2 separate regions of the Homo sapiens genome follow, and region 2 is linked to region 1. The links are chromatin loops, found by intact Hi-C in ENCODE. Cell type or tissue: Caco-2. All regions are shown on one strand. Links, peaks and the distances in the headings refer to the core of each region. The heading gives the core; the rest is flanking DNA. Region 1 holds the start of LOC124902748 (a long non-coding RNA gene). Region 2 overlaps LOC112267909 (a long non-coding RNA gene).

Region 1 (6,284 bases), core at 3,694-6,193:
CTCTTTAGCCTGTGGCTGAGTGATCACTCTAAATCTAAAACATAAAAGCAGGGCAAAGACTTTTATCATTTTTAAATTCCTCACACTTTCTAGTACAATTCTACACTTAATTATGGACCCACTATTTATGAAATTGAGTTGATAGGTTTGGGAATCATTGTTGAATAGACCACATCATCTTCTAAAGTAGAGGAACATATAATGAGTCTGAAGGCATTCTCTGGGCAAGTAGGACTAATGTCTTACACTTAAGAACTTAAGAACTTCCTAGCCTGGTGTGGTGGCTCACACCTGTGATCCCTGCACTTCGGAGGCCGAAGTGGGAGACTCACTTGAGCCGAGGAGTTTGAGCTGACATGGTGAAAACCCATCTCTACAAAAAATACAAAAAGTAGCCAGGTGTGTTGGCATGCGCCTGTAGTCCCAGCTACTCAAAGGCTGAGGTGGGAGGATCACTTGGGCGGGAGAGGTTGAGGCTGCAGAGAGCAGTGATCGCGCCACTGCACTCCTGCCTGGGTGACAGAGTGAGACCCTTTCTCAAAAAAAAAAAAAAAAAAAAAAAAAAGCCAGGCATGATGGCACGCACCTGTATTCCCAGCTACTCTGGAGGCTGAGGCAGGAGAACCGCTTGAACCTGGGAGATGGAGGTTACATTGAGCGGAGATTATGCCATTGCACTCCAGCCTGGGTGACTGAGTGAGACCGTCTGAAAAACAAAACAAAAACACTAGAGAAAATTCTCTCTAAATATGTTGAGTTTACTTGGGGATAAAAGAAAAATTACAATCTGTAATGCATTAATGGCAAGCATCCAGTGTGTTCTGTGTAAGGGGAACTTTTATTAGCAAAAAAAGATTTTCATAAGCTGCTTAGAAACAGAGTCCATGGGTTCCATAGGTTCAAAGCCAGAGTTGTTATCAGTTCATTGACGGAGATGCTGTTACTGAGCAGGTATCCTTTGGAGAATGTCTTGTTTGAATTATTGCAGTCCTAAAGAATGTTTAATGAAAAACCTTATCAGAGCAGGAGAAGCATGAAGCGTGTGAAGCAGTTTTTAGTAAGTCCTTGGAAGCAGTTCTTACCTCCGACATGCATGCATGTGCCTCCTTCCCGGCCCTATTTTGTCTGGGTCCAACAAAAGTGACTATTCTGGTATCTTCAGCTTTCACAATCCCAGGATAAATCATATGAAGGTTTTTAGGAACACTCTACTGTTGTCTTTTGCATCTTTCTGTTTATATCGTAATCATTTTCTTATTCTGATACAGAGCGTACAAACATTTCTGTGTGCCCACTGAAGAAGCTCTGTTGACACTTTGTACCTGTCTCAGGATTTCAGTGAAGGAAGTGTCTTAGCTATGTGCATCCCTCCAGGATGAGTATTAGTTTTCTAGAGTTGCTGTAACAAAGTACCACAGATTGAGTGGCCTAAAACAACAGATTGATTGTTTCACAATTCTAGAGGCTGGAAGTCCGAAATCGAGGTGTTGCCGGGACCATACTGCGCTGTCTCTCTCTCTCTCTCAAGATTCCAGGGAAGGGCCCTTTCTTGCCCTTTTCTGGCTTCTGGGGGTTGCTAGCATCTGTGGCATTCCGTAACTCATTGCTGCAGTGCGCCAGTTCCTACCTCCACTTTCCTGAGGCCATCTTTTTGTCCATCTTCTTATAAGTACACCACCAGTCATATTGGATTTATGGCCAGTGTACACCAGTGTGACGTCATCTTAACTAATCACACCTTCAAAGACCCTGTTTCCAAACAAGGTTCCATTCTGACGTTTTGGTGGATGTGAATCTGGGGGGAACACTTCAACCCAGTACAGTCAATCCTCTAGCCCCATAAAATTCACATTCATCCCACATGCAAAATACACTCGCCTTATCCCAACATCCTCAAAAATCCTGTTTCAGCATTAACTATAAATCCAAAATCTCTAAGTATAGTCAACTCAAAACATTGCGAATCTCATTATCTAAATCATGCAAACCAGGTATCACTGAGACTCTAGGTATGATATGATACATTCTAGGGCAAAATTCCTCTCCTAACTGTGGACATGTGAAACTAGGAAACAAGTTATCTGCTTCCAAAATACAACAGTGGGTGCAATGGTTTGAATGTGTCCCCTCCAAAATTCATGTTGAAACTTGTTGTGGTATTAGGAGGTGGGCCCCTTAGGAAATGAGGCCACGAGGGCTCTGCCCTCATGGATGGATTGGTGCCTTACAAAAGGGCTGGAAGGAACCGCTTAGGTGCCCTTTTGCCCATCTGCTCTTCTGCTACATGAGGATGTAGCAAGAAGGCCCTCACCAGACATGTAATGCTGGCACCTTGATCATGGACTTCCAAGCCTCCAGAACTGTGAGTAGTAAATTTCTATTACTTATAAATTACCCAGTAATAATCAGATGTCTGTTACAGCAGCACAAAGGGACTGCGATGAGGCAAGCACAGGACAGACATTTCCATTATGAAAGAATTTGCAAGGAATTAAAGGGGTCACTGTCTCACACAGGTTTTAACACAAAAGGGAAAACTACATTCATTTTCAAGGCCTTAATGACCCTTTGACTCGATCCAGCCTCTGGGCCCAGGGGGTGCAGTTGGCCTGGGCCTCTGGACCTATAGCTTCGTCCTCTCTGGCCTCTGTATCCATGGCTCTGCCCTGGGAGTCAGTCATTTTCCCTTCAATTTGTTCTGTCTCTGTCCCTTTCTATCCAGGCTGGGAGTATTTCTGCTGGTATAAAATTCTCAAAAATCTTGTCAGTTTTCTGTTGATGTCACGGGGATGCACACCATTAGAACTCTCAAGTTCTCCACGGATCTTTCCTGGATAACCCCAACTCTATTCCTGGCTTCGCTGACACGGTTGAGTGGATCCATGAGTCACACAACTCTCTTTAGCAAATTATTGTCCAGACACACTCTTCAGGCCAGAACTTCTCCTCCTTGGCAGTATAGTTAGGCTGAGAATTTTCCAAATCATCAAGTCCTGGTTCCTTTTTGCTTAACAATTCTGAGGCAGGAGAATAGGGAATTCAGGCCATCAAGGGTTAAGGCAGAAACAAAAGAACAGCAGGTGCAGCCAGGTCTAGGCAAAACTGGGCAGCACACAGGCCACATCCTTGCTCCTGTGATAATGAGACAGAAGTTTCCACATCAGCCTCTGATTGTGTGCCAAGCCTCCACGTCAGCCTCTGGTCACAGGCCAATCCTTCATGGGCTGTGGCCAATTGGAGTCCTCTAAAGGGCACTGAGGGGAGTTGCTTGGTTCCTTTAGCTTAATAAAAACCCCAGTTGAAGAGGCTCTTGAACCACTTGCTCAAGCCTGCTCCCACCCTGTGAATTGTACTTCGGCTTCTTCAATAAATCTGTGCCTTCATTAGCCCGTTCTTTTGTTGCTTTGTTAGTGCGTTTTGTTCAATTTTTTGTTCAATACACCAAGAACTTGGACAACTCACAGTTAAGACATTCCATCCAGTAACAATTCCTACCTCAATTTACCTCCTTCCACTTGCATTTTAATGTAAGCAGGCTGTTTTCCAACTCCTGGCTTCAAGTCATCCTCCTGCCTTGGCCTCCCAAAGTGCTGGGATTACAGGTATGAGCCACCATGCCTGGCCCCGGCTAATTTTTAAATTTTTTTCATAGAGATGGGGGTCTCACTGTGTTGCCCAAGCTGGTATCAAACCCTTGGCCTCAAGTCATCCTCCTGCCTTGGCCTCCTAAAGTGCTGGGATTACAGGCCTGAGCCACCACACCTGGCCCCTAAGAGATATATTAGAGTCTTAACTCGAAGTACCTATGAATGTGACTATTTGGAAATAGAGAACTTGCAGGTGTAATCAAATTAAGATGAGGTCATAATTGGATTTGGATGGGCCCTAAATCCAATGACCAGTGTCCTTATAGCAAGAGTGGAGAAAAAGCCACACACAGGGGAGAAGACAGGGGTTGGACTGATGCCTCTACAAAGCCAGGAATACCAAGGATTTCCAACAACCACCACGATCTTGGAGAGAGGCATGGAACAGACTCTCCGTTAGAACCCACAGAAAGAACCAATCCTGCCAACACCTGGATCTTGGACTCCAGCCTCCAGAACTGTAAGAAAATACATTTCTTTTGTTTTAAGCCACCCAGTTGGTGGTAATTTGCTGCTGCAATCTTAGGAAACAAATACAGATTTTGGTACTGAAAAGTGGGGTGCTGCCATATTAATATACACAAACATGGAAGTGCCTTTATTAATAGATTGGGGTGATGGGCAGAGGAAGAAGTTTGAGGCACATGATAGACTAAGCCTAGATTGCCTTGAAGAGAAAGTGGGTGGAAATGTGAGTGCCCCATCTCTACAAAAAATAAAAATTAGGTGGGCATGGTGACACACGTGTAGTCTTAGCTACTTGGAAGGCTGAGGCAGGAGGATTACTTGAGCTTAGGAGGCTGCAGTGAGTTATGATCGCACCACTGCACTCCAGCCTGGGTGACAGAGCAAGGCTCTGTCTCTCTCTTTTTTTTTTTTTTTGGAGACAGAGTTTTGCTCTGTCGCCCAGGCTGGAGTACAGTGGCACGATCTCGACTCACTGCAACCTCCACCTCCTGGGTTCAAGCGATTCTCTTGCCTCAGCCTCCTGAGTAGCTGGGCTTACAGAAGCCCATCACCACACCCAGCTAATTTTTTGTATTTTTACTAGAGACAGGGTTTCACCATGTTAGCCGGGCTGGTCTGGAACTCCTGACCTCAGGTGATCTGCCCTCCTTGGCCTCCCAAAGTGCTAGAATTACAGGCATGAGCCACCACACCTGGCCAGAGACCCTGTCCCTTAAACAAACATATCTTTTGGAAGGACACTGTTTAACGTAGTACAACGAGTTATTCCAGTAGTCTAAGTTTGACAGAAGTTGTTCGTTGTAGAAGAACTTACTTGGAAATGAATATCAAACATCTTTGTATTATAAATATAATACCCACAAGTTTTTCTTAAATGTTTTTAATTTTCCACTAGTTTCCTGCTGTGAAAATATTGCTCTAATATTCCTAAAACTAACTTCTACTTCTAGAAAGCCACTCTGGGTCTCATGGACATTTCAGAGGGCTTTATTTTATCAATATTTTAATAATACTTTGCAAGACCTAAGTCTCCACTTACAAGTTTGCCACTAGATGGAGGTATTGACTAGATCTCCTTGACAAATGTAATAAATCCCAGATAAACCACTTTTTGAGTAGCTCTTCATTAATACATCTGTCCAGACACTATTGCCTGCTATGACAGGAATGATAATCCAAAGCCACAAATTCAGATATGCAAAAAATGTTTTTAAATTTTTTCTTTGGCCAGGTGTGGTGGCTCACACCTGTAATCCCAGCACTTTGGGAGACTGAGGGAGGATTGCTTGGGCCCAGGAGTTGGAGACCAGCCTGGGCAACATAGTGAGAACCTGTGTCTACCAAAATACTAGTACTAATAATAATAAATTTTAAAATACAAACAAAAATAATTCTCTCTTAATTGTATTTAATTTTCATTCCAACACTCCATTTCTATTTCACAGAAGAAATGTTAATCTAGTCACTTTCTTTTTTTTTTTTGAGACGGAGTCTCGCTCTGTCACCCAGGCTGTAGTGCAGTGACACGATCTTGGCTCACTGCAAGCTCCGCTTCCTGGGTTCACGCCACTGTCCTACCTCAGCCTCCCAGGTAGCTGGGACTACAGGTGGCCCCCTCCATGCCCAGCTAATTTTTTGTATTTTTAGTAGAGACAGGGTTTCACCGTGTTAGGATGGTCTCGATCTCCTGACCTTGTGATCCGCCTGCCTTGGCCTCCTAAAGTGCTGGGATTACAGGCGTGAGCCACCGCGCCCGGCCAAGTCCTAGATTCTTAAATGAAATTATTAGCTACATTTTTGCCTGGTGCTCATATTGGTGATAAAGCTACTCTTATTTTTTTGAAGTTTAGTTTTAAAGAGCAGCTTGCCTGCTGTAGCTCCAGAAATAAATGTACTATTCTTCTCCCCTCAATGCTCCTAAATGTCTCTGAACTTCTCTAGAAGCTGTCCTGATGAACATAGTGGCACTTTTTCCTGGTAGTGCCTCTGATGGCAGAATTGTCCAATTACAGCTGACTTCTATGTTCCTAGTTAGGTTTCTCCTAGGGCAGGTGTCTCCTAAGACACAACTAGTGTAGTGAGTGCCTAGAAGCCTAGACCTAGCAACCAGACTGCCTAGATTCCAATTGCAACTGTGTCACTAACTACTAGCTTTGTGCCCTTGGACAA
Region 2 (5,024 bases), core at 591-3,090, 380 kb after region 1:
TGAGCGCCAAGGTCACGCCCCCCGCCCTCCCTCACAGCCCTCTGTTCACAGCAGCACCGTTCTCTTGTGGCCGGTTTTGTTGCTTTTCTGCTTAGCAGCCTCCCTCACAGAACCGTGATCCCCCCACCCCACACATCCCTTTCCCCGCTTCCTCCCGCACTCCTCTTCTTCCAGCAGGTGTTTACAGAACATCCACGGAGTTTGGGCCAAGCCCAGAGTGAGGAGCTGGGCACTGGGGTGGCAGAAGACCAGGCCTTGCCTTGAGCCCTTGTGCGAGCTTTACCTCAAAGCCTCTGTAATCGAAGTGGGAGAAGGGGTGGTGGTGCGTGGTTGGTCTCAGCCACCTCCACCACTCCTCAGAAGATGAACGCTGGATCCAGGAAGAGATTGTCAAGGTTACTATCTGCCTCTCTTTTTTGATCATTTTATCCAATTTGTTAATGGATACAAATTTGTTAATGGATTGTTAATAGATCTGAATTTATTTAAAGCCAATAAAGATTCTCCTCTGGCTGAATGATCCAGAAGGAACTCACACCCCAGAATGGACACAGGATTTCTGCACCCTCTTGGGGGAACTTAATGCCCAAAACATCAGAGCCAGGCACTGGACAAGCCTTTGTCCGCCTCACGGCTTTAACCGTGCTACTCAGCATTCTTGCTGTGACCAAGTTTTACCAGGGCAAAATCTTTCCCACATTTTCACACTTCTCTTGACCTATTTTAGTAATGCTAAGCAGTGGTTATGGACAGTATTCTTTGTACTTTGGAAAGGTTTCAGGAACTGGTAGTCAGTTGCCGGTAAATTTTAGGGCTAAAGTGTAACATTACTTGGTATTACTTTCACTGATAAATTTTATTTTGTGGGGATGTCTCCTTGCTTTAAATAGAAAGCTTTGCTCTGTTCCAACTATCGCTTAAAAAAATTGTATGGAACACATTTTGCTCACACTCTTTCAAAATCTGACTTAAAACAATTTCCAGAGAAATAATCTGAGGTTTAGCCGGTACTGGATTATAGTAAAACATGGCCTAATAAATTACATAACATTTGGGTTAACACCCAGTATTTTTTTTTTTTTGAGAACACGTCAGGGAAGCCATATAATTGTACCTGAACACACTAGCGTTTAGCAATACTAAGCCTGCACCAACCTGTTTTCTTTCTCATCTTAACCTGTCTCCAAAGAGTATATCTCTTCAGAGCAACCAGTGCTTTGACCAGACTCTTTATCATTAATCAAATTTCATTCATTCAACACATATTTATTAAATGCCCACCATATTTTAGATATTGTATTTTGACTTCAAAGTGCCTGTAGTTTAGTGGAGAAGAAAGACTAAGAGGCAATGTAAATAGCGTATAGGTGTTAAAATATGGGCCTCAAGAACTGCATGGTCTAGGATTTTATCCCACTTACAAACTAACAAGTTGGCCTGTTACTGTTTCATGGATGCTGTCAAAAGATACAACACTCCTGTATCAAAGAACTTTATTATTCACTGCAAAAGCAGTAGCCAGAGCTTTATGTTGGTTTGCTTTTTGTTCCTAAGCCTCCCAAGCCCTGTGGGGACAGTGCACACAGACTATGATGGATGCCTGAAGTGGGTTGCATTACAAGAGAGGAGCACTGAGCTAAAGGAATTTGCCTCTTTTAGGCTACACAGAATTAAGCCTGCTCTTTGAAGGTGGGGAGATGTTATCTCATCCCTCAAACGTTGCTTGCTACAAACACCGCCCAGAGAAATGGACTGATAAAGAGCTGGACATTGGAGTGGCAGAACAGCAAGAATGATCAGAGAAGTTCAAGGGCCATGGCAGAGAGCCTTTTCCAACATAGTACAGTGTACTTATACACTACATATGAAGGCCAGCTAATCTAGTCTTGGGAGAACCAAGAGAGGCTTCTGAAAGAGATGACATCTATGCCGAACCTTGAAGGTCAAACAGGAATCAGCCACATAAAGAGAAGGAGGAGAGCATTCTGGATAGCAGGAACATCATGTATAAAACTTTGAAGTAAACGATACACTCCGAGAAGTTTTTCATTCCCTTTCACATTCATCTCCATATTGAACTCCAATCTCAAACACCTATAATTAAAGTCAGTGTGTGACTCTGGAAGGTCTAGATTCAATACACTTCTGTGAATTGCAGTGGCCTCTGGAATCTTTACATTAATGTCACATAAAATTCACAGCTAATTATTGTCGACTCAGTTCATAACATTTCCACCTTTTCGGTAACTCTTCTTTTTTTACTCCACAGTCCGCCTGGTTAACAGTGAGGCTTTGTAACAGCATAACTTTAACTATGGCTACAGTTTATTGGCTCCTATTTTGGAAACTGACTCATGCTGAACTAATCCCCTTTCCCTGGGAGTTTAAAATCAAGGTTAGGAGATTTTTAACGTACCGACTGCTCTCCAACAGCAGCATTATAACCTTTGCTATTTTTTTCCCTTGTATTCTGAAAATAGAAGAGAAATACAGAAAACTCTCTGGGTTATGTATAGTGCACTAGAGTCTGGTACAGTTCATGAGCAGCGTCTCTATCTCTGGTTTCTGAGACATCCTTGCATCCTTATAATAAATTCCTCTTTAACTTTAGAAATTGTGTAATTTTCTTTCTTTAATTTTTATTTATTCATTTATTTTATTTTATTTTGATGGACTCTCGCTCTGTCAGCCAGGCTGGAGTGGCACCCAGCCACTCTCGATCTGTCACCCATATCTACAATGGCGAGATCTTGGCTCATTGAACCTCTGTCTCCCAGGTTCAAGCGATTCTCCTGCCTCAGCCTCCTGCCGAGCCTGCAGGTGCACCCCACCACACCTGGCTAATTTTTGTAGAAATTGTCTAATTTTCCATGTCACCAATGAATAAAAAAACGTACATAGGGTTAGACAAGATTAGATCCTATAAAATGCACAAAACTTTATTTTAATAATTTCAATAATATTTATTCAACCCACCCTTTATATCATGACTTTATGGCATGCATTATGCAAGGTATTGGGTATATAAACTCAGTCCCTGCCCTTCCATGTATTACAGTCTATAGGGTACATTTTAGACTGTGAGACTATTGGTTTAAATATTAACTTCCATCCAGAACCAATTTCCTCCAAAACATTCCACCTTGAAACAATCAATTGTGCCCAGATTCTTAGGGTTGTATAAGAACATTGATTCTTCCACAGTCAACATATGGCCTGAAGGGAGGGGATGTCAGTTTCCAGAGCAAAGAAAAAGGGTCTGCTGGGCAATCATATCAGTACCTACTACATCTCTTCAAAACATTTCTAGAATGGAATTGTAGTTTCCAGACTGGAAAGATGACATAATCTAGAAAGGATGATTGGGGAAAAGAACATGGGCCTAGAGGGAAACTTAGTGCTGGCATTTATATTATTAAAACACAATGTTTTGTAGAATCAAGTATGATCATCAATTTTTTTTTTTTGAAACAGATTCTCACTCTGTCACCCAGACTAGAGGGCAGTGGCACAATCTCAGCTCACTGCAACCTCCGCCTCCTGGGTTCAAGAGATTCTCCTGCCTCAGCCTCCCAAGTAGCTGGAACTATAGGCGTGCACCCTGATGCCGGGTAATTTTTTATTTTTAGTAGAGACAGGTTTTCACCATGTTGGCTAGGCTGGTCTTGAACTCCTGACCTCAAGTGATCCACCTGCCTCGGGCTCCCAAAGTGCTGAGATTACAGGTGTGAGCCACTGCGCCCAGCCAAATCATCAATTTTTTAAGAAAGAAAAGTAATTTATTAAATATTCTCCTGTACAGAAATCCTTTAAAAACGTATATTTAGTTTTTAATCTGTACACCCCCGATAAATAGTTGCACTTAAGTACATGAATAATAATAATTATTCTCATTTATTTATATTTTTCTATATATATGTATATGTGTGTATATTTACAGTTTCTTCTTTGGAGGAAAGAAACTTCTCTCTCTTTTCTCCTGTTCTTGAACATCCTCTCCCCCAACACCTGTCTACAAAACAACCAACATTAATAACCAATGTGTCCCTCCATGTGTACACATGCATATGCAGGTTTCTTGGTGAATGCTTTACAAAAATGGAATTTTACATTTCTCCCTCAACAGTACCTCATGGAAATTCTTCTAAGTCAACTTAGTGACATTGAAAATTAGACAATTTCTAAAGCAAAAGAGGAATTTTCAATGGCTTTTCAATATTACATATGTAAATGTTCTATAATATATTCAGTCATTTCTTAATCAGGTATTAACTTTGTTTCCAGGTTTTGCCACAACAAACATTGTAGCAATAAAAATCCTACATGCAAGTCTATACATACTAGTGTTTTTATTTCTATAGGAGCAATTTCTGGACCAAATGAAGGTAGTGATTCAGGATATCGGCCCACTTGATGTCTTGATTCAGCATCTTCCTGGTCATAACAGAGACAGCAGCCCCCTTGGCAGGTCCAATTCTGTGGCATGGTTTTTAGAATTGGTCCTGGAATTTCAGCTCAAAATCTATCTCCTTATCCCTATTAATGAGTTTGTGAGCAAAATTTACAATTTAATGGATCTTTTCCTTCTTTCTTTCCTTCCTTTCTCTCTCTCTCTTTCTTTTTCGTCCTTCTTCTTTCTTTTTTTTTTTTTTTTTGAGATGGAGTCTCACTTTGTCATCCAGGCTGAAGTGTGGTGGCATGATCTCCACTCACTGCAGCCTCTGCCTCCTGGTTTCAAGCGATTCTCCTGCCTCAATTTCCCCAGTAGCTGGGATTACAGGTACCCACTACCACAGCTGGTTAATTTTTGTATTTTTAGTAGAGATGGGGTTTTGCCATGTTGGCCAGTCTGGTCTTGAACTCCTGACCTCAAGTGATCTGCCTGCCTTGGCCAAAGTGCTGGGATTACAGGCATGAGCCACTGCACCCAGCCTCCAACAGATCTTTTTCTATTTGAACCAGCTAGAGAGGATTCTATTGTCTATCACTAAAAATCCTAGCTGATCCACTGTATTTTAAATTTT

What was found. Peaks named below come from ENCODE experiments on the same cell type or tissue, not always from the same donor. Only the 100,000 strongest peaks of a DNase experiment are listed, where the experiment ranks them.
Region 2: a loop joins it to region 1, with 4 times the contacts of the local background. A loop is called at or near these places in 10 of 110 quality-filtered maps.

Annotation. Positions count from the first base shown.
Region 1 is chr11:108,112,796-108,119,079 of GRCh38, forward strand. It overlaps LOC124902748 (a long non-coding RNA gene), which reads right to left and starts at 1,587. Exons shown (of 2, transcript XR_007062878.1): 1 at 1,083-1,587; 2 at 820-990. It also overlaps a transcript of ACAT1 not described here. In Caco-2, for the core only: a CTCF peak has its summit at 5,189 (motif pointing right); no DNase peak of the experiment used is centred there.
Region 2 is chr11:108,499,256-108,504,279 of GRCh38, forward strand. LOC112267909 (a long non-coding RNA gene) reads left to right here. Exons shown (of 3, transcript XR_007062880.1): 1 at 1-395. Among named protein-coding and RNA genes, the nearest start is that of POGLUT3, 3.4 kb to the left of the region's middle. In Caco-2, for the core only: no CTCF peak of the experiment used is centred there; a DNase peak (open chromatin) is centred at 1,666.